Linked DNA regions of Homo sapiens: region 1 is linked to region 2. A link is an interaction called in ENCODE POLR2A ChIA-PET data of the cell type or tissue named here. Cell type or tissue: A673. All regions are shown on one strand. Links, peaks and the distances in the headings refer to the core of each region. The heading gives the core; the rest is flanking DNA. Region 1 overlaps DIP2B (disco interacting protein 2 homolog B). Region 2 overlaps FAM186A (family with sequence similarity 186 member A).

Region 1 (11,781 bases), core at 2,429-10,428, 250 kb before region 2:
TATGAAATATGTAATGGCAAACTGGACAAAGCTAGGGAATTACACACATTAAGAAAGCTTTAGAAGGCCTGTAACATTTGGATAATTAGTAATTACAGAGCATGTTTTTCCCTGTCACAGGCATTCACAGCAACAGATTACAAAACGAATCAAGCCACCCAACTATTTTCTAACATGATAAACCTTGACCCATACACCAGTGTCAAAAAGAGATGTTCAGTTATCTATTAGAAAAGACTCTTATTGATAAGAACAGGCAGCTCTCTTAACTGAATTTGACTCACTGAACACCACACAATTCATCTTGATCTTTGATAAAGAAGTCACTTCTGGAGTTCAGTCCCCAGACACAAGTGACTTTGGACATCTCTCCCAGAAGCATGTGGAAGCTGGGTATCATTTTCCAGTATTCATGTTTGAGCTGAATAAGGTAATACGAATACTCCCTTAATGTCCTGTTTTATTTTTGTTGTTTTGTTTGAGGTACCTAACTTCTCAAGAGATTAACATCAAGGGAGTCAGAATGACTTACAATAAGATCACTTTCCATCTCAGGCATTAATTTGTGTTTTCTACATTTGAGACCATACTATGTGTGTGCAGGGAGGTGAATCATGCCTGGATGTGCAGGAAAAAGAAATATACTAATAAGGTAGTATACTTGAAATTAAGCTCCCTCTTGGCTAAAGCACAAAGAATGGAATCAGGTCAGATAATCTAAACTCTGAATAAAGGTAAGTTCTTTATACTGTGTCTGAAATGTGAACACTAAGTCTATTTAGATTTGATTATGATTGGTTGAAATGTTATAGGTGTTAATAAGCCTCCATCAAATAAGAAAGTGTTTTATAATTACACTTACCAGCATTAATATAAAATCCTTCTTACATAGCCATCACTTTATTCTGAATTCTAGCAACTTTTATTAAATATACCCTAAATTCTTCAGCTATTTTTGCACATGACATGTAAATGTAACCCTTTCTATGACTGGCGTAGCAAACAGATATAAGGTCAGCTCCCATCAACCTCCACTACTTATCTGCTCCACCTCTGCAGGGGCTGCGGGTCTCTTCTCAAGCAATCCTCCTGCCTCGGCCTCCCTGAGTGCTGAGATTACAGGCATGAGCCACCCCTGCTGATTTCTTCTTATTCGGAGAAGCCAGAATTCTCAGAGACTCAATTTCTTTCACATCCTGAGCTTTCTTTCGTTATTTAGTTGAGCAATTCCTAATATACTGAAAAATTTGATTTTCACCCAAAGTCTATGCTTGCATCCTCTTTTTATGTTCCCCTCCTGATAGGATTGCAGGACCCTCATAGCTTTCAATATCTTCAGGGTTTTTAAATCACTTTTTCTCCCCTACTTCACCTCGTTCTGGCCTACTTTTTGCTACTATCCTTTAAAACACACACACACACACACACACACACACACACACACACACACACACAGAAAAACTCCCAGTGAGATTAACATACAATTGTTACAAACTCTCTAGTATACCTGCACCTAACCAACAATCTCCACAGTCAGCTGACTAGTATCTGATCCACAGCATACGCTTTCTAATACTTGGGATAATCAAAAAGCAATGGTGCAAAACAGCAGGGACTACAGATCACAGCTGGGTTTTAACAGGTGAAGCTCAAAATTTTATAGTACTAAATGAGCTCACAAAAAACTTTTTTACATTTGATTGGCTTGGATATAGAATATTGAAAATCACCTTTTTGGATCCTTAATAATCCTTTATTACATGCTATAAAAACAAAGAAAAAGGAAGGTTAAAAAAACAAAACGCACACACACACTCACACACACACACACACAGAAACTCCCAGAAGGCCAGGGATGAAAGCTGTGACGGCTAAAAACCCTTCTGGACAGGTTGGAACATGCTGCTGCTGAACCTGGGCTCCAGCCTGAAAAGGCAACACTAGGTGGCTGGAAAATGAGGCTCAGGTGATTGGCAACAAAGGGGTGCACCTGAATGCTTTGCTACTTCCAGCCCTCCCTTTCTCTGATCCATTCCTTAACTAGTAACCACGATGTGTTGTTGTTTTTTTTTGAGACAGAGTCTCGCTCAGTCGCCCAGGCTGGAGTGCAGTGGCACGATCTCGGCTCACTGCAAGCTCTGCCTCCCAGGTTCACGCCATTCTCCTGCCTCAGCCTCCCGAGGAGCTGGGACTACAGGCGCCTGCCACCACATCCAGCTAAATTTTTTTGTATTTTTAATAGAGATGGGGTTTCACTGTGTTAGCCAGGATGGTCTCGAACTCCTGACCTCAAGTGATCCACCTACCTTGGCCTCCCAAAGTGCTAGGATTACAGGTGTGAGCCACCACCCTGGCCTACTAGTAAATACTTCTATTCCCTTCTTTCTGCAAAATATCTGTTTAGCTCTTATATATGGAAGGCCCTGTGCCAGGCACTGCAGTCTACAGCTGGAGTGAGCTACTGGAACAAATACAAATCTGATGATGTTACTGCTCTGCTGAAAATCCTTCAGTGACATTCAAGATCCCACAAGATCTGGTCTCTGGTAATCTTTCTAGCCTCATCTCCCACCTCTTTCTGACCCTTGCATTCTAAGTTCTGAACACTATTTCCCTGGCTAACTCTTGTTTGTCTGCCATGACTCAGCTTGGATGTCTTTGTTCTCTGAGCAAGCCTCTCCTATCACTCAAGACCAGTTTAGGTATAAAATTACAACCTCTATTTTTTTTTTCCCGACTGAACATTTCTCATCCTTTTCTCCTTCTGTGTGTGAAAATATGTATCTAGTAAAATCAGCTCACAAAATAGCTGATGTAGCTCTTCAACTGTGTCCTTTTCTCATTTTCTCTAAAGCAGTTTTTGAGAGGATGTGATATAGACTGTGTTTTTCAGTTCAAGAAAATGTTAAGGCAACCTTGGTCAGTACAAAGAAGACAAAAATCTGAAGAAAATAAATAATATCCCCATTAGTCTTTTTGCTTAATTCTGCCACTTCTTAAAACAAGAAATGTGCTGCAGAGACTACTCTTGGTGCAGCGGACAGGAAGTGGGCATGGGAAGGGCCTGCTGCACCACACGTGCTCTAGGGATCTACCAGTCGTTCCTCTGCTTATCAAAGCCACACACCTGGTACTGGCCGCCAGGTGGTCCCAAGCACAGTACAAGCAGGAGCATGCTCCCGCTGCCATGCAGGCACACCTTGCTCCTTCCCTTCCTGTGGGTACTTCTTGGGTTAGAAGAAATAACTAATTTGAAATTTCATTGTGAGTTTTCTTTCAGCTCCATCAATTAAGAGAGACTAGTTATGCAACAACTCTGGCAAACACAGAAGGGCCTGCCTCTTCCAATAGAATCCACTGAGGTCTCCTAGTACCACCCACAAGACCCAACCCTTCACTTTCTTATTTACTTATTTATTCACATGGCCTTTGTGCTTGTATGCTTGTCTGGTTCTCTTCTTAAACTGTTACATTCCTTAAGGGCAGAAACAGTCTTTATTTTTTTTGAGATGCAGTCTCACTGTTGCCCAGGCTGGAGTGCAGTGGTGGGATCTCAGCTCACTGCAACCTCCACCTCCCAGGTTCAAGTGATTCTCCTGTCTCAGCCTCCTGAGTAGCTGGGATTACAGGTGCCCACCACCATGCCCAGCTAATTTTTGTATTTTTAGTACAGACGAGGTTTCACCATGTTGGCCTGGCTGGTCTCAAACTCCTGACCTCAAGTGATCTGCCCGCCTCAGCCTCCCAAAGTGCTGGGGTTACAGGCGTGAGCCACATCGCCCAGCCGGAAACAGTCTTATGTGCTGTTCCATTTCCAGCAAATTATTGAGTACCTACTATACCTGATACATAGTAGGGTACAAAATAAATGATTGGTGAATGAGTTAATATAAAACTGTTGGTGCCTCATAGGGAAAAAAAAGACAAGTATTAGAAGCTCTCAGGATACACAGTTCATACTACTGTTAGGAAAACGATTCAGCTGGCCATTCTGCAGCTTCTCCTCACCTGATCGATATCGTTCATCCCTGGCTCCCCCAGATCGAGTTCGGTGGTACTTAGAGGGAGCAGAAGTTTGAGCTGCAGATGGAGCAGGTGTCTGGTTTCTAAGTTCTTTCTGTACTGCTGAATCAGTTTCTAAAAAAGGAAGTTTAAAAGATGGTTATCCAGTAACAGTAATAGCTAACATTTTCTAAAGCACTTTAAGCATTCTCACAATACTCTGAGCTAGGTACTATTACCCCATCTACAGTAAAGGGTTAGAGTTTCAATATAAATACATAAATATGATGCAAAGACATCCAAACTAAAAAATATCATCTTAGAGCCTTAAATGTCAACAGGTTGATAGGAGAGGAATAGCAAGAAGACAAATGTAAATTAAAAGGCCATTCCAGAGACTCCAAGGAGAGGCAGTACTGATGGGGAGTTGACTGCATATGATCCCCAATCCTAAACAGTGAGACAACGAATAGCTTGGGGAGCCTTAGCTACCATACCGTCAGTCACTCCAGATAAACATAATACAAGCAAAAACAGGGTGATTATGCAGCACAGCTTCAAGTCAAGTCTATTAGCCCCTCTTCCAACTGGACTCATCACTGACCCTACCCTGTCCCCATACTCTCCCCTCCCAAAATGTACTGTCTTATCAAGAATATGGGGATGGGGTAAATAAACAGAAAAACACTAAGTTCTGATGTTTTCCTGCCTTTTTATCTCAAATGATTAATTCCAAATCTGTTTCTTAAAAAAAATTACAATAAAAAAACTTAACGAGATGTACGTTAACAAAATTTTGAGTGTAAAATACAGTAGTATTAATATCTTATTAGTATTAATAAGGCACGATGTTATAAAGCAGAACTTACTAATCTTGCATAACTGAAACTTTATACCTGCAGAACAGCAATGCCTCATTTCCTGCTCCCTATATGCCCTGGCAACCACCATTCTACTCTCTGCTTTTATGAGCTTGACTCTCTTAGATGTCCCATATAAGTGGAATCATGCAGTATTTGTTCTTCTGTGACTGCTTTATTTTCCTCAGCATAATGTCCTCCAGGTTCATCCATGTTGTCACATATTGCAGGATTTCCTTAAGGCTTAAGTTTCTGAAATAGCACCCGGTTATGCCCAGCAAGGCAGCTTACACATAGCAAATTAAATGCCTAATATATTAAGATGTCACCTACACAGCAAATGTACTGCTCCAGATCCCAGCTGAGAATCAGCCTATAAAGCAAAAAAATTAAGGAAAAAAAAAAAAGACTCAAAGCAGCGGTCTGGGGAGTACAAGCAACAGTGCCACACAGCCCAGTAAAGACTGATAGCATCAGAGTATTACAGGAACTGAGATTCATAATGACAATGTTATATCATTTAAAAAGAAAAAAAAAAGCAGGTAGCATGCTGGAAAGGCCATGTGTTGAGGCTCTAGTCAATAGTTCCGGCTGAGCCCAGCCATCCACCTGCCCTGTCAAGGCATCAAACATGTGAATGAGCCATCTTGGACTGTCCAGAGCAGCCCATCTACTAGGTGAGGGGGAAGACAACCACTGAATGACCTCAGTTGGCAACCATATAGAGCAAAATAATCACCAAAATTAGCCCTGCCCAAATTCACGCCTGTAGTCTCAGCTACTTGGGGAGGCTGAGGCAGGAGAATCACTTGAACCTGGAGGCAGAGGTTGCAGTGAGCCAAGATCGTGCCACTGCACTCCAGCCTGAGTGACAGAGCAAGACTCTGTCTCAAAAAAAAAAAAAAAAATTGTGGAGACTTATTCCCACCTTGGCTCACTTGCAAGGGCAGTGATTTATCACGAATGGGGGCAGAAAACAACATACAGGTTGAACACCCCAAATACCCAAATCCGAAACTTTTTGAGCTCCTGTCTAATGCTCACAGGAATGTTCCTTGAAACATTTCTAATTGCCAATTTTCAGATTTCAGATGGTCAACTGGTATATAATGTAAATATTCCAAAAAAAAAAAATCTGAAACACTTCTAGTCCCAAGCATTTCAGATAAGGGCTACTCAACCCATACCTCAGGCCTCATCAAAAAGAGGTGGGAAGGAGTATGGGGGCATGGGAGGACAGCAGGACATTATTTAACAGCATATGTAATGTCAGCTGGGCAGGCAAGATGCTGCCTCAAGGTGAATCATTCCCTGACCATGGTTTCACACTCCAACTAGATCTCAGAAATTACCTGGGGTGCTAAAATACAGATTCCTGTGTTTTGAATAAGATATACACAGTTTCACTGCCATGGTAAAGAAAAGCTAAAAGCAAAGATGAAACTTAACTACATGTATCAACATAATGAGATACTATATGCCATTACAAATGAAAAATATGTAGACTATGCAGATACTTCAGTCCAAATAAAGTAATGCCAAGTGATAAAAGAACACAAAATATTATGTACACAATATAATTATAACTGTATGTAAAAACTATTTATATACAATTATAAGGGTCAGGTGGGACATAAAAATCCCAAAGGTATTTGGATTGAGGTACTCTATTTCTTTACAATTTCATTGTTCTGCTTATAGGATGAATTACGCATAAAACCAAATTCTAAAAGACAATACAAATACGTGCTGGAATGGAAGCTGCCAGACTCACAAATTAAGTCTTCTTTATGACTTCTAAATTCTAGCACAAAATAAAACAGAGATCCGAAGAAAAAGACAACTTGCTGATTATTACAAAGCAAGAGCTTCAGTTCGGGGGTTTCTGATCTTTCAGTCTGTTATGCAGAATATCCACTAGAGGTCACCATTATGTTTAAATAGTGATGATGTTAAAAGGTTTAGTAACAATAAAAAGTACACATTTTAGGTTCAAAAACATAAAGCCTTCCTTCTCAATGATCAATATGTATGTAAGTTATTGTTCCTTGGCAGAAAAATACATCAGAGTCTAATATGTTTCTATTGTTTGAATATGGTAAGGATGATAATCTGAAAAAAATGGTATTTAGTAGCAAAAAACTACACATTTCCACTCAGGAAGATGGAAGGAAGCCACCAGCCTCCACATGTTATCTTTTAATTCTGCTTATGATTTAACAGATATTCTCACCTGCAAGAGTAACAGAGTGAAACAGGATGGGCTCTGAGAACCAAGGAACCTAATAGTTCAACTTCTGGGAGGTGAACAGAGCAGACATGCCTACTGTTCTTGGTGCTAGTGTCCAGAGAAGAAACACATTAAACAAGTGGTCACCATATGTATACCTTTGACCTTGTGATACATGCTAAGGAGGAAAAGAACAAGGGTCTCCCAGCCCACATAATAAGGATTTAACTTGTATTAGAGTTTCAGGGAAGATGAATGTCTGCTGAAAGGAGACAGTGATGCAAAACTTAACTAGGCAGAGAGAAGGAAAAGCCACTTTATTCAAAAGCATGGTGTTTGTAGAAGCCCAGTGAGGGAGAAAAGCCTTGGCAAGTCTAAGACCAGTGAGGCTAAAGATACAGCAAAAGGGTAGAGTGTTACAAAATGAGACTGGACTAGAAAAGTGGCATCAGGTCACTTGTCCTAAGCCGAGTGGGCAGCCTTTGAAGGGATTTACAGGAAATGACAGAATATCAATGATAATAATATTTCCATGGCTCTTGCCTATTACCATCTCATTATGTCTTCACAACAGCACCATGTGATAGATACTATTAATGAAGCAGGATGCCCGTTACAGATTTTTCCACAGTGAGAGGGAACCAATAATCACCTTGAATCATTATAGGGCCCTCACTCCCACCCCATCCAAGAAGGCTCAATCAATCTAGCCTCTTGATTGAGAGGCTAGAGCAGCTGTGAGTAATTGAGGACAGTCTTCCTTTGAAGGGTCGGTGATTAACCTCACCGCCTAGAGAAGGCAAGAGAGGAACGAGAGTGCTAGTGTCTGGAGTCTGGAAAAGGGGCCACCTGCCTGTTTTCCAGGGGTAGACTCTGTAAGGAGAGCGGGTTGGGAGCTCCAGGTCTGTAAAGTGGTAGGTGTCTGAACAGATCCTGACCCAGAGCTTCCTTGGCCACTTGACATCAGGAAAATGACAGTGCATGAGGCTAAAAGAGCCAACACCAGGAGCTCTGCTCCGGGAGTCCAAGTAGAGTACCTGGCTCCTCCTCCATGATGCATCAGAGTAGCCGATGCAGGGAACAGGCTCAGCATTACTGGCTGGTCACACAGTGAGGACCAGTTATTCAGCAGCACCCTGTGAGATGATGGAAAGCAAACAGCAGACTGTGGGGATCTTTCCCCTTTGGGTGTGAAAGCTGGATCTACTACCTCTCCTTTTGCACTGCCTATATAATCCCTGAGGGTTCTCAGACAATTTAGGAGGAAAAAGAAGCCCCAAGAGGAAAATACTGGACTTCCTTCTGATGAGATATACGGGGGCAGATATAATTGCAATGTGTGCTCCAATTCATAGTGATTCCAATACCATCCAAACCAAACAAATGAAAGCAGAATGGGGATTGGAAAAAAGATTCTATGTTCTTTCCATTATGCTATGAGCCTCATTTGGGAAGGAACTTTTAAATCAAAATGAGACACATAAAACAAAATAGATTCCACTCCTCAAACCCTATGCATACATACATACACAGAGGCACATTGCCTACCGAGTATTTACAATTGGAAATGTTCTGTGGCATTCCAAAATGCTGTTCCTGATTTCAAAAACTGGTTTTAAGTTCACGTCCCTTTGAATTTCCACGCTACTTTGTTTAGAGCTCTCTTACAGTACTTATTCTACTCTCTTTTATGATCCTCATTTGTGTAACTGTCATCTCTCCTGCTATAGTGTAAATAACTTGAGGTCAGAGGCTGGTCTTAAGCATCTTGTATCTCCTATAGTAACTGGTCCTTGGTCTTTCATATTGCAAGCATTTAGTATTTTAATTAAAATAAATAATTAAGATCTTGTCTGTCTCCTCACCTCCACCAATAATAGTAGTTGCTCGGAAAAAATAAACACAAAAATGTTGAGATAGCCATTTAAAGTTTACCTAAAAATCCTGCTTATTTGTGTATCTCCAATTCATATAAGTTGTATGCAAAAATGTGTGCCTCTCATTATCTTCATATACTTACACAAGGACATTAAGGAAAATAGGGTTACAGACTACTCCAGGAGGCATTATTAGAGGCTTGAGAGAGAGAATAAAACACAAGGGTTTTCCTTTGTTTCATTTTAACTTGGTCACACTCGCACCCTTGAACAACTTCAAAGGCAGGACTGAACCTAGAAGAACTGCGATGAAAGGAGCACGAAGCAGCTGCCAAGTGCAGTGTACTTATAGGAACTGGAACACCGGGGACTGCCACTCAGCACAGCAAGCAGCAATCACAAAAGGAAGCCACGTTTGGGAAAAACCTTTGGGTGACCAGAACTTCTTATCAAGGCAAGCTAAAGAACATCAACAAATATTAATAACTATCTTCATAAACTTATTATTTATCCCTAAAAAATAAGTAGGCAGGAATCTGGGGGAAAAACAATGCAGAAACATATAGGTCAAGAAAGAAAATGTGAAAGGTAAGATCTTATTCTGAAGCAGGAGATAAACACAATTCACTTCAAAAATGAAGTGAAAGACGAAGTAAGTCACAGGATGAAGAAAATCAAACACACAAACGTCACAAATAATCTCAAATACAGTAAGACAAAACAGAATGAGCAGTATCCTGCCTCTCCTTTTCTTTCTGCTCATTTCTGTTGTTATAAATCTTGTAGTACTATTTAAAATAGATGTACCAACTTCATTTAAAAATTAAAGAAATGCTAGAATATCATTTGAGAATTGATATACTCTGCACAGCCTCTTGAGGTTTTAGTAGGTCTATATTAAAAGATCTATTGAGGGTGGAAACAAGTTGCCAGGATCAATCTACAAGAGACCACTCTATAATGTGTAGAGTGCCCTGCTTCTTGTATTACCTAACACTTTTATCTTCATAGATGTTTACTCAAGAAAATGCCAGAAATTCTAAATGCTCTTTCTTTTTAGTTGTGCAAACATTTATAGAACATCTACTATATATCAGGCACTAATGCTAGAAACTGGGGACATGAAGAATAAAAAAAAATAAAAAATAATGTTCCTCCAGTAGGTGAATAAGACACACAAACAGGCCACAATCTATGGGATGGCCAAAGACAGCTCTTTTAAAATGCAACTCAGATAATGGAAGTGGGGACTATTTATAGGGCTGGTCAAGGAGGGCCTCTCCAGGACTTCCCTAATTGAACAAACCCCTAAGTAGAGTGACGGAGCAAGCCAGGTAGGTTCTGGGCAGTGTCTTGTCCCATGCTGTCTCCTTGGTGTCGAAACAGTATTTGGAACACAGTAGGCACTCAGTAAATACATACTGTCCTTAGATTTGTCAGTAACCCCTGTAAGTTTAGAATGAACTCTTTTTCTATTAAAGCTAGCTGGAATTATCAGTTACTTGTATCCAAAGTATCTTAAAGATTAGACCACAGGACCAGCACAGGGAAATTGCCTTTCTACACAAAATCTTCCATTTTCCTGCAACTACAAGAGTGGCCAAGAGTGACTAATTTACAGAGAAGTTAGAATGCGTGTGGTCTGAAACTTCAATTCTTTCGGCCACGCCAAAAGAAAGAGTCAATTTCCTGGCCACTTCTCCCTGGAAGTCTGCTAATTGAGACATGTGGGAAGCTTTATACTTGGCCACAGTAGCCTCCAACTACTGAAAGATGTTCTGTGGGCCATTCCTTTCAAAGAGCAGACAGCTCAGAATGAGCAAGAGATGGGAGGTGTGAATCTGCCGTATCTTCATTTCTCTCATGCCTCTCAAAGTCGGAGCGTTTTGAGGACCTGAATTTTTCATCTTTAATCTTATAAATTTTAATTTGTTAAAAGACAGCATGGCCCTTAAATACCAGATAAGGTATGGCTCTTGTTTAACTAAAGAAACAACTGTCAGTTCCAATGCTGGGAGGTTTAAGTGATTTTTTAGGGTAATTTTGAAGCAGATTTTTGCCATACAGTGACTTTAGAACCTAATCCCTATGATGCTACTGAATTAAGTTAGTTTTTCTTATTTTTGGAGACAGGGTCTCGCTCTGTCAACCAAGCTGGCATGCAGTGGCACAATCACGGCTCACTGCAGCCTCAACCTCCCAGGCTCAAGCAATCCTCCCACCTCAGCCTCCTGAGTAGCTGGGACCACAGGTGCGCGCCACCACACCTGGCAAATTTTTTGATTTTTTTGTAGAGATGAGGTCTCACTATGTTGCCCAGGCTGGTCTCAAGTGATCATCCTGCCTCAGCCAACCAAAGTGCTGGGATTACAGGCATGAGCCACTGAGCCCAGCCAGCCATGCTTAATATTAACCAAACTTGTCCATACTAAATTTCTACTACTTCCTTTTTCGGTCTATTTTTTGCATGTTATTCTTCCTTACACAATGACATGTTACTCAGGTCTAATGTTCTAAAAAGATGAAACGCATCATGAATTTGCATGTCATCATTGCACAGGGGCCATACTAATCTCTATATTGTTCTAGTTTTAGTATATGTACTGCCAAAGCAAGCACCCTATTACTTACTATTCAAATATTTTCTTCAAAATTGCATTATCTTCCATATTTCCTGTTACACTGTTAATTTTTTCTGAAGTCCTGTTTTAAAGATTTATGTAACATTTGAGAAAAGAAGTATACAATATACACAAATACGCAACCCAAGATAACTACAGATCAATTCCACACACAAAAAAAATCATTCACA
Region 2 (11,781 bases), core at 1,531-9,530:
TCTGTGATCACTCTTCTCTAGAGTTCAGACCTTAACAGTGGGAACTGTAGTCACTGAATTTGTAAACCTAACTGGGACCCAGTAGTGGCACCCAACCACCAAAGGCAAGGTGGATATGATTACTGTAATGGACAGCAGCAGGAAAGCAGCAATCAAAATAGTCTGACTCACACTGACCTATGGCATTGGCTAGTTGATCAAGATGTTCCCAGAAATGAATAGATAGGAAGCCTACTAAATTCTTACTTAATCTGAACAAGTAGGAAATTCCTCGGTCGAATGAAAATAAATACCTGAATCATGAATCATGAAAACGAGTCAGAGTCCATCAGTCAATTCCCAAACTTGAGCCAGTTGACAGACTCAGAGCTCCTTGAGTGAACAGGACCTCAAGTTCTCTTGAAGAAGGACCCTGGGTCTACCTGTATACTATTACTTTTTCTGCTGACCTTGTAACAGAGTGTGCATTGGGAAAAAGGAAATAATCAGACCTTTTGGGGGACTACTGGGCACTGGCTCTGAGCTGACATTAATCCCAGGAGATCCAAAATGTTATTGTGGTCTACCCATTAATCAAAAAAGCTTTAGCTCAGGCCCATCTCACAGTGAAACTAGTGTGTCCCCAAACCCATCCTGTGGTTATTTCACAAGGTCCAAAATGTGTAATTGGAATATACATACTCAGCAGCTGACAGAATCCCCACACTGACTCCCTTACCTGTGGAGTGAGGGCTACTGTGGTGGGAAAGGCCAAATAGGAGCCACTAGTGCCTCTACCTAGGAAAACAGTAAAAATAAAACAAATATCCCATTCCTGGAAGAATTAGTGCCATCATCAAGGACTTCAAAGATTCCTTAGTGGTGATTTCTACCATATCCTCATTCAACTTTCCTGTTTGGCCTGTAAAGAATACAGATGGATTTTGGAGAACGACAGTGGATTATTGTAAGCTTAACTAGGTACTAAGTCCAGTCACAGCTTCTGTACCAGATGTGGCTTCATTGCTTGAACAAATTAACACATTCCCTGGTTCCTGGTATGCCGCTATGATCTGGCAAATGATTATTTCTTCCAATCTGTCAATAAGGCCCACCAGAAGTAGTTTGCTTTTATCTGGGAAGGCCAGCGATACAGCTTCGGTCTTCTATCTCAGGAGTATATTAATTTGCCAGTTGGGTAGAATTTACCTGCAAAACCATCTGGCCCAAGGAAGTTTCTTTTTTTGAGATGGAGTTTTGCTCTTGTTGCCCAAGCTGGCGTGCAATGTCGCGATCTCAGCTCACTGCAACCTCCACCTCCCAGGTTCAAGCAATTCTACTGCCTCAGCCTCCCAAGTAGCTGGAATTACAGGCATGCACCACCATGCCCGGCTAATTTTGTATTTTTAGTAGAGACGGGGTTTCTCCATGTTGGTCAGGCTGGTCTCAAATTCCCGAACTCAGGTGATCCACCCACCTCGGCCTCCCAAAGTGCTGGGATTACAGGAGTGAGCCACAGTGCCCAGCCTATTTTTTTATTTTTAGTAGAGATAAGGTCTTGTTATTGTGCTCAAGCTAGTCTTTAACTCTTGAAGTCAAGTGTTCCTCCCATCTCAGCCTCCCAAAATGCTGAGATTACAGGCATGAGCCATCACACCTGATTTTTTTTTTCTTTTTTCTTTTTTTTAAATGACAGAGTCTCCCTCTGCTGTTGCCCAGGCTGGAGTGTAGTGGCACGATCTCGTGTCACTGCAACCTACGCTACGCCTCCCAGGCTCAAGTGATCCTCCCGCTTCGGACTTCCGAGTAGCTGGGACCTCAGGCATGCACCACGCCCAGCTAATTTTTGTATTTTTGGTAGAAATGGGGTTTCTCCATGTTGGCCAGGCTGGTCTCAAACTCCTGATCTCAAGTGATCTGCTCGCTTCGACCTCCCAAAGTGCTAAGATTACAGGCATGAGCCACTGTGCCCAGGCACTGTATTTTAAGAAATTAATTTTTCCTAGGGAGAAACTATTGCCCCTTCCTAGGTGAGGTCTGTGAATTGTTCTCATTAATCCTTTTAGGTAACTGTCAACTGTCACTTAGTTGACAGGATGAAAGGATACATCTTTTTTTTTTTTTTTTGAGACGGAGTTTCACTCTTGTTGCCCACACTGGAGTGCAATGGTGCATTCTCAGCTCACCGCAACCTCCGCCTCCCAGGTTCAAGCGATTCTCCTGCCTCAGCCTCCTAAGTAGCTGGAATTATGGGCATGTGCCACCACACCTGGCTGAATTTTGTATTTTTAGTAGAGAGGGGGGTTTCACTGTGTTGCCCAGGCTAGTCTCGAACTCCTGACCTCAGGGGATCCTCCCGCCTCTGCCTCCCAAAGTGTGCGATTACAGGTGTGAGCCACTGCGCCCGCCTGGCTGAAAGGATAAACCTTGACCCTGTTATTCCATTGGGATATTGTGAAATATAACAATTCTTAAAATCTTTGGAATCTCCAAAGTGATGTCTTTTTGTATGCTAATGATTGACAGCTAGCTTCAGGATGGGACTGGTCATTAGAAAGACAAAGCCCTGATTAGAGGGTTGGGACTTTCAACCCCACCCCCCAACCTTCAGGGGTGGGGAAAGCCGCTGAAGGTCAAGCTGCTTATCTACGGCCAATGGTTTAATCAACCATAACTATGTAATCAAACCTCCATACAAACCCAAAGGACAGGGTTTGGAGAGCTTACAGAGAGTTGAACACATGGAGGTTCCTGGAGAGTGGTGTGCCCAGAGAGAATATGAAAGTGATATAGGAGTTAAGAAGAAATCACGTAGGCAGATAGTGAGGGTATGGGAGTCCTTGGTAAGGCTTTTCTTTTTAATGAAAAGCAGCCCCAAATCATTTTCTAACAAAGAGCAGCCTGTAAAGTCGAGCTGCAGACACAGAGCAGCAAGCTGGGAGCTTGCAGGGGTGAATGCCAGCAGAAACTAGGGACTAGACATGTTCAAGAGGGCGATTCCATCTTTCCTTCTCTGCCAGCCTTGTGTACAGTAAGGAGGAGACAACGTGGTGCCGGCCAAGGAGAGTTCATTTGCATAGTAATATTAGGGTGAAGCAACCAGCCTTCCATATGCACTATGTAAACATCATATCTGATTGAACCAATCTGTGAGCCTTACATAAATCAGACACCAGCTCCTCAAGCCACACTATAAAATCTAGCACATCCACCACCAGCCGGTCTTTTCCTCTGGGAAGATCTCCCTCTCTTTATTGAGAGTGCTGTTTTTCTTTCTCTTTTCTTCTGCCTATTAAACCTCCACTCCTAAACTCCTAGTGTGTATTCGTGTCCTAAATTTTCCTGGTACCAGATGATGAACCCCAGGTATACAACAGAGACAATGTAGCTGCTTCAGAAGCTCCATTCCCCTTCCACAATACCTTGCCCTAGCATCTCTTCAATAAACCAGTTCTGTGAGCTGCCCCAGCAAATTAATCCAACCAAAAGAGGGAGTCTTAGGAATGCCAAATTGAAATTGATTGGTCAGAAGTTCTGGAGGCCTGGATTTGTGACTGGTGTCTGAGTGGGGGCAGTTTTGGGGACTGAGGCTTCGACCTATGGGATCTGACACTGTATCTAGGTAGATGGTGTCTGAATTGAAATAAAAGACACCCACCTGATGTCCATTGCAGAAATGGTTCCCTGCTTGGTGGTGGGGAGAATCTGCTCCTCCGACCCCACATTTGGTCTGATCATGGAAGTCTTCTGTGTTAATAAGTTGATAACTGTTTTGCTGAATAGAAAAAAATAGAATAGAAAAAAAAACTGAAAGTTTTTTCCAATATCCATCTGGGATGAAATCATAAGTTGAATTTTTTTTTTTTTTTTGAGACAGAGTCTCATTCTGCTGCCCAGGCTGGAGTGCAGTGGCACGATCTCGGCTCACTGCAACCTCTCCCTAACCCCCCCACCCCCAAACTGGGTTCATGCTATTCTCTTGCCTCAGCCTCCCAAGTAGCTGGGATTACAGGTGCGCACCATCATGCCTGGATAATTTTTGTATTTTTAGCAGAGACGGGGTTTCACCATGTTGGCCAGGCTGGTCTTGAACTCCTGACGTTAAGTGATCTGCCTGCCTCAGCCTCCCAAAGTGCTGGGATTACAGGCATGAGCCCGGCCAAAATGTTCTTTTTCTGTATTGAGTTGACCAAAACGGTTTATGTGTGGTGTACAACATTATGTTTTGATATATTTATACATTGCGGAATGGCTAGATCCAACTACTTAATGCATGCATTTCCTCACATATCTTTTTTGTTTGTTTCTTTGTTTGTTTGTTTTTTGAGACAGGATCTCACTCTGTCTCTCAGGCTGGAGTGCAATGGCATGATCTTGGCTCACTGCAACCTCCACCTCCCAGGTTCAAGCGATTCTCCTGCCTCCCTATAGCTGGGATTACAGATGGGTGCCACCAGGTTTGGCTAATTGTTGTATTTTTAGTGGAGACAGGGTTTCGCCATGTTGGCCAGGCTGATCTCGATCTCCTGACCTCAGGTGATCCACCCACCTTGGCCTCCCAAAGTGCTGGGATTACAGGCGTAAGCTACTATGCCTGGCCACCTCACATTTCTTTTTGTGGTGAGAACACTTAATATCTCCTCTCAGCAATCTTCAAGTATACAATGTATTGTTATTAACTATAGTTATCATGATGTATAATAAATCTCTTGAACTTATTTCTCCTGTCTAACTGAAAAATTGTATCCTTTGACTAACATCTCCACAATCTGCCCATCCCCAGCCTCTGCTAACCACTGTTCTACACTGTCTGCTTCTATGAGTTTGACTTCTTTTTTTTTTTTTGAGATGGAGTCTCGCTCTGTTGCCCAGGCTGGAGTGCAGTGGTGCGATCTCAACTCACTGCAAGCTCCACCTCCTGGGTTCAAGCAATTCTCCTGCCTCAGTCTCCCGAGTAGCTGGGACTACAGGCGCCTGCCACCACGCCTGGCTAAGTTTTTCTATTTTTAGTAGAGACGGGGTTTCACCATGTTAGCCCGGATGGTCTAGATCTCCTGAGACCTCGTGATCCACCCACCTCGGCCTCCCAAAGTGCTGGGGTTACAGGCTTGAGCCACCACGCCCGGCAAGTTTGACTTCTTTAGATTCCACATATGAGTGAAATCATGAAGAAGCCTTTTAGTTTGATGTAATACCATTTGTCTATTTTTGCTTTTGTTGCCTATACTTTTGGAACCATATACAAAAATCATTGTCTAGAACAATGTCATGGAACTTTTCCCCTGTTTCCTTCTAGTAGTTTTATACTTTCTTTTTTTTTTTTTTTTTTGAGACAGAGTCTTGCTCTGTCGCCCAGGCTGGAGTGCTATGGCGTAATCTCAGCTCACTGCAACCTCTGCCTCCCAGGTTCAAGCAATTCTCCTGCCTCAGCCTCCTGAGTAGCTGAGACTACAGGTGCGTACAACCATGCCCAGCTAATTTTTGTATATTTAGTAGAGACAAGGTTTCACTATGTTGGCCAGGCTGGTCTTGAACTCCTGACCTCATGATCCACCCACCTCGGCCTCCCAAAGTGCTGGGATTACAGGCATGAGCCACCACGCCAGGCCATAATTTCACATTTTATGTTTAAATCTAATCCAGGCTGGGCATGGTGGCTCATGTCTGTAATCCCAGCACTTTGGGAGGCCAAGGCGGGTGGATCACCTGAGGTCAGGAGGTTGACACCAGCCTAGCCAACATGGTGAAACTCCATCTCTACTAAAATACAAAAATTAGCTGGGCATAGAGGCAGGCACCTGAAATCCCAGCTACTTGGGAGGCTGAGGCAGGAGAATCACTTGAACCTGGGAGGCAGAGGTTGCAGTGAGCCAAGATCGCGCCAATGCACTCCAGCCTGGGCAATAGAGCAAGACTCAGTCTCAAAAAAAAACAAAAACTCTAATCCATTTTGAGTGGATTTTTGTATATGGTGTAAGTTTAGAGTCTAATTTCATTCTTCTGTACGTGGATATCCAGTTTTTCTAACACCATTTATTGAAGAGACTCTTCTTTCCACATTGTTTTTGGCATCTTTGCTGAAAATCAATCGACTGTGAAATGTGTGGATTTATTTCTGGGCCCTCTACTCTGTTCCATTGGTCTAATGTATCTGTTTTTATGCTAGTACCACACTGTTTTGATTATTATGGCTTTGTATTGAATTTTGAAATCAGGTACAGTGATGCCTCCTGCTTTGTTCTTTTTACTCAAGATTGCTTTGGATATTCAGGGTCTGTTGTGGCTCCATACATGTTTTAGTTTATTTATTTATTTTTGTTTAGAGACATGGTCTGGCTCTGTCACCCAGGCTATAGTGCAGTGGTGCAATAATAGCTCAATGAAACCTTGGACTCCTGGGCTCAAGGGATCCTCCAGCCTCAGCTTGCCGACCATCTAGGACTACCACACCCAGTTGATTTTTTTTTTAATTTTTGTAGAGACAGGGTCTCCTATGTTGCCCGGGCTGGTCTTGAACTCTGGCCTCAAGTAACCTTTTCACCTTGGCCTTTCAAAATGCTGGGATTCCAGGTGTGAGCCACCACACCTGGCCTCTGTACATATCTTAGGATTTCTTTCTTTCTTTTTTTTGAGACAGAGTCTCACTTGTCGCCCAGGTTGGAGTGCAGTGGTATGATCTCAACTCACTGCAACCTCCACATCCTAGGTTCAAGCAATTCTCCTGCCTCAGCCTCGTGAGTAGCTGGGACTATAGGCATGTGCCACCATGCCTGGCTAATTTTTGTATTTTTAGTAGAGATAGGGTCTCACCATGTTAGCCAGGATGGTCTCGATTTCCTGGCTTCGTGATCCGCCTGCCTCGGCCTCCCAAAGTGCTGGGATTACAGGCATGAACTACTGCGCCCGGCCTATTTCTTTCTTTTTTCACATTAGGCTGGTTTATATGTGCTGCTCTGGGCAGTTACATAGTTTGCTTACAATGAGGAGTTACCTGACTTTGAACATACTGTACATGGCAATTAGAAGTTGTCATGGCAAGAGAAAAACCACAGCCAGCCTGCTGCAGCCAACAGAAAAACAACCACAGACCAGTAGGGGGAATGTAGGGATAAAGGTGGGGTTTGTTTGTTTCTTTCTTTTTTTTCTTTTTTGAGACAAAGTCTCACTCTGTTGCCCAGGCTGGAGTTGAGTGGCGCGATCTTGGCTCACTGCAACTTCTGCCTCCCGGGTTCTAGTGATTCTTCTGCCTCAGCCTCCCAAGTTGCTGGAACTACAGGTGTGCACCACCACGCCCAGCTAATTTTTTGTATTTTTAGTAGAGATGGGGTTTCACCATGTTGGCCAGGCTGGTCTCAGACTCCTGACTTCATGATCCACGTGCTTCCGCCTCCCAAAGTGCTGGGATTACAGGTTATAGGCGTGAGCCACCGCTTCCAGCCGTTTCTTTTCTTTCTCTCTCTCTCTCTCTTTTTTTTTTTTTTTTTTTTTTTTTTTTTTAGACGGAGTCTTGCTCTGTCACCCAGGCTGGTGTGCAGTGGCTGCAATCTCAGGTCACTGCAACCATCACCTCCCAGGCTCAAGTGATCCTCCCACCTTAGCCTCCAGAGTAGCTGAGATCACAGGCATATGGCACCACACTGGGGGCTATTGTTTTTTGTTTTGTTGTTGTTGTTGTTGTTCTTTTTGTATTTTTATAGAGATGGGGTTTCTCCATGTTGTCCAGGCTGGTCTTGAATTCCACCAGCCTTGGCCATTCAGAGTTCTGGGATTATAGGCATGAGCCGCTATGCCCGACCTTGTTTCTTACTATAAAAGAAAAAAATAACTCCTCAGCAGTCTTAAAAGAAAGGGATCAAAGAGATGTTAGGATACAAAATTACAAGTATTTTAAATCCAGGCCTGTCCTCATCTCCTTCAAGAGCAGAGGTAGAAGGAGACAGTTGAAGCAAACAAGTAAATTCTGTAAAAATTACTTGGAAACCCTACAAATTTTATTAAAATCTAAACTTCTATTTTGCTTTTTATTTATTTATTTATTTTATTTTTTGAGACAGAGTCTTGCTCTGTTGCCCAGGCTGGAGTGCAGTGGCACGATCTCAGCTCACTGCAACTTCTGCCTCCCAGGTTCAAGCGATTCTCCTGCCTCAGCCTCCTGCGTAGCTGGGATTACAGGTGTGAGCCACCACACCTGGCTAATTTTTGTATTTTTAGTAGAGAAAGGGTTTCACCATGTTGGCCAGGCTGGTCTTGAACTCCTGGCCTCAAGTGATCTGCTCACTTCAGCCTCCCAAAGTGCTGATATTACAGGCGTGAGCCATTGTGCCTGGTCATATATATATATTTTTAATTAATATATTAAAAAGCATGCTAAAGTGACATGCTATTCCCCCTAGAAAATAACCCCAATACCCCCTCTGCCAGTAACATGCTTAAGTTGACCAGCCTACTCGTATCTCTAAGCATGTGTGGACAAGAGTGTGTCTTTTTTTTTTTTTTTTTTGAGTTGGAGTTTTGCTCTTGTCACCCAGGCTGGAGTGCAGTGGTGTGATATGTGTATGTGTCTTTAAAACGAAAGCCATGGGCATCAAGTGACTGCTCATCAAGTAACATGTCATCTGTTAACTGACCAGTGTCCACCTTCTCCAGAGGGTGGGCAGAGCAGAGAAATCCTAAAGTGGTTTTTAGGGACTAACCCCAAATCACCAACTTTCCAAGAACTTCTTCCCCACTCCCTACTCAAAAGGGGATGCTTGATTTCTGTTTGCCTCATATTTGGTGCCCTTTGACCTGGATGGTTTTCTCCTTGTCACCCATGCTGGAGTGCAGTGGCACGATCATGGCTCACAGCAGCCTCAACTTCCTGGGCTCAGGTGATTCTCCCACCTCAGCCCCTTCAGTAGCTGGGACTTACAGGTACAAGCCACCATGCTGGCTAATTTTTTAATTTTTTATAGAGACAGGGTCTTGCAATATTGCCCAGGCTGTTCTCAAACTCCTGTCCTCAAGTGATCTTCCCACCTTGGCCTTCCAAATTTCCAAGATTACAATCATGTAAACCTGCCTGGCTCTATTAGTTTTTGACTTAAAGTTTATGTTCGGTTATATAAGTATAGCTGCTCCTGTTCTTTTTTGGTTTCCATTTACACAGAATATCTTTCCATCTCTTCATTACATTTAATTAATTAATTAATCAATTTTTTTTTGAGACAGAATCTTGCTCTGTTGTCCAGGCTGGAGTGCAGTGGTGCAACCTTGGCCCACTGCTACCCACTGTGGGTCTCCTCTCTGCTGACAGCTGGACACTCATTGGGATGAGCTACCTGTGGAGAGGAGCTACCCACTGAGGGTCTCCTCTGAGCTGTTCTGTCACTCAATAAAGCACCTCTTCACCTTGCTCACCCTCCACTTGTCTGCATAGCTCATTCTTTCTGAATGCAAGACAAGAACTTGGGACCTGCCGAATGGTGGGACTGAAAGAGCTATAACACAAACAGGGCTGAAACACGCCCCTTGCTTGCCATGTTGCAGGTGACAAGAAGGAGAGTAGAGAGAAGGAAAGAAGAGAGAAAGAGAAGAGCTGTGGCCCTTCGGGGAGCCCAGACCTAGAAACTCCCTAAGCCAGGGCTGCGACACCCTCTTTGGGGCTCTGTGGTTCCTGGTGTCTCCAAGCTTCTGGGTGCCACCACATTGCCTGGTGCTAGCTGTGGAAGCTGCTTGCAGTATGCCTGGTCCAGCCACAGCCTCACAGGGAGTCGGCACTGTGCCTGTGCCTGGAGATGCCCACCCTGCCACAGGTGGCATGCCTGGATGTGCACAGTGGCCGGGCCCAATGCTCACTTGCTCACATACCCCTCGCCACTCCATGCCTGGCTCACCCTTGGCAGGCATGGGATCCAGGCCAGTAGCATGAGCTGAGTGCAGCCTGCAATGCTGAATGGGCGAAAGGAGCCCAGTGGGCCTGAGCAAAACTTGGGCAAAAGTTGGCCACAGGGGTTTCTGGCCAGAAAAGCGACACCCCAAATATCCCATCACACCAGTTCTTTTTTTTTTTTTTAGACAGTCTCACTCTGTCACCCAGGCTGGAATGCAGTGGCATGATCTCAGCTCACTGCAACCTCCACCTCCCAGGTTCAAGCGATTCTCTTGCCTCAGCCTCCTGAGTAGCTGGGATTACAGGCATGCACCAGCATGCCCAGCTAATTTTTTTTTTTTTTTTTTTTTTTTTGTATTTTTAGTAGAGACAGGGTTTCATCATGTTGGCCAGGCCGGTCTCGAACTCCTGACCTCAGGTGATCCACCAGCCTCAGTCTCCCAAAGTGCAGGGATTACAGACGTGAGCCACCGCACCCGAACAACACCAGTTCTTATTATATACAATATATTTATTAGTTGATTTCCAGTACACACATAATGTAATTTCAGAATTACTAATCCATAAGCATATAAGAAGGACATTTATTAAGTAGCACTGCATTTATGTACCATTGTTTTATATTTAACCTTACATTGTCCACTCAATATACTGTTTTCAAAGTTGCTACCTATTTATCTTCTTCTAAGTGAAGTTATGTTATTCATTTGTATACACTTAATTTCAGTTGTTAGTATTCATATTCCATTTTGGGTCAGCCCAAATACAGGTTGGTTTTAACAGTTTATTATCGAGTATATGAAAGGTATGTATGTGAAACATTACTGTGCTGATAAAAGTCAGAGCTACATGCAGAAAAATGTCACTCCTTTCTTATCTTTGCTACCCTATTGTCATTCCTTCTTTCTTTCCACCTTTTCCCCACATACACCCTATATGTAACCAATCTGTCTAGCCTCTGGCTTATCCTTCTTGTATTTATTTTGCACAAATGAGTAGATTCATGCATAATTTTTCATTTCTCATTTTTTCTTACATGAAGGGTAACATACAATAGCTATATTCTTTTGTGCTTTACTTTTTTTTTTTGAGATGGAGTTTTGCTCTTGTTGCCCAGGCTGGAGTGCAATGGCGCGATCTTGGCTCACTGCAACCTCTGCCTCCCGGGTTCAAGCGATTCTCCTGCCTCAGCCTCCCAAGTAGCTGGGATTACAGGCATGCTCCACTACGCCCGGCTACTTTTGTATTTTTAATAGAGATGGGGTTTCTCCATGTTGATCAGGCTGGTCTCTAACTCCCGACCTCAGGTGATCCACGTGCCTCGGTCTCCCAAAGTGATGGGATTACAGGCATCAGCCACTGAGCCCGGCCTGTGCTTTAGTTTTTTTTTGTTTTTGTTTTTGTTTTTCCCTCTTTTTTTCTTTCTTTTTTTTTTTGAGAGGGAGTCTCGCTCTGTTGACCAGGCTGGAGTGCCGTGGCACTATCTTGGCTCACTGCAAGCTCCGCCTCCTGGGTTCATGCCATTCTCCTGCCTCAGCCTCCCGAGTAGCTGGGACTACAGGCGCCCACCACCACATTCGGCTAATTTTTTGTATTTTTAGTAGAGACGGGGTTTCACCATGTTAGGTAGGAGGGTCTCGATCTCCTGACCTTATGATCCACCCACCTCGGCCTCCCAAAGTGCTGGGATTACAGGCGTGAGCCACCGTGCCCGGCCCAATTTTTGTATTTTTAGTAGAGATGGGGTTTCATCATGTTGGCCAGGCCGGTCTCAAACTCCTAAACTCAGGTGATCTGCCTGCCTCGGCCTCTCAAAGTGCTGGGATTACAGGCGTGAGCCACTGCACCCAGCCTTCTTTATTCTTTTAAATAATCCATTGTGCAGTTATACCATAGTTAATTCAACCACTTTCCTATGTATGGACATTTAA

The links. ChIA-PET counts read pairs that join two places held together with the same protein. Peaks named below come from ENCODE experiments on the same cell type or tissue, not always from the same donor. Only the 100,000 strongest peaks of a DNase experiment are listed, where the experiment ranks them.
Region 1: POLR2A ChIA-PET joins it to region 2 with 10 read pairs; 2 of 35 experiments call an interaction of 5 or more read pairs at or near these places.

The regions. Positions count from the first base shown.
Region 1 is chr12:50,633,080-50,644,860 of GRCh38, reverse strand. It overlaps DIP2B (disco interacting protein 2 homolog B), which reads right to left. Exons shown (of 38, transcript NM_173602.3): 3 at 4,009-4,137. It also overlaps the pseudogene RNU6-769P. Among named protein-coding and RNA genes, the nearest start is that of ATF1, 130 kb to the left of the region's middle. RefSeq lists an enhancer at 4,130-4,179. In A673, for the core only: a CTCF peak has its summit at 6,778 (motif pointing right); a DNase peak (open chromatin) is centred at 6,760; H3K27ac peaks cover 2,052 bases.
Region 2 is chr12:50,378,945-50,390,725 of GRCh38, reverse strand. The region is part of intron 1 of FAM186A (family with sequence similarity 186 member A); the gene reads left to right. Among named protein-coding and RNA genes, the nearest start is that of FAM186A, 12 kb to the left of the region's middle. RefSeq lists a silencer at 10,653-10,853. In A673, for the core only: no CTCF peak of the experiment used is centred there; no DNase peak of the experiment used is centred there.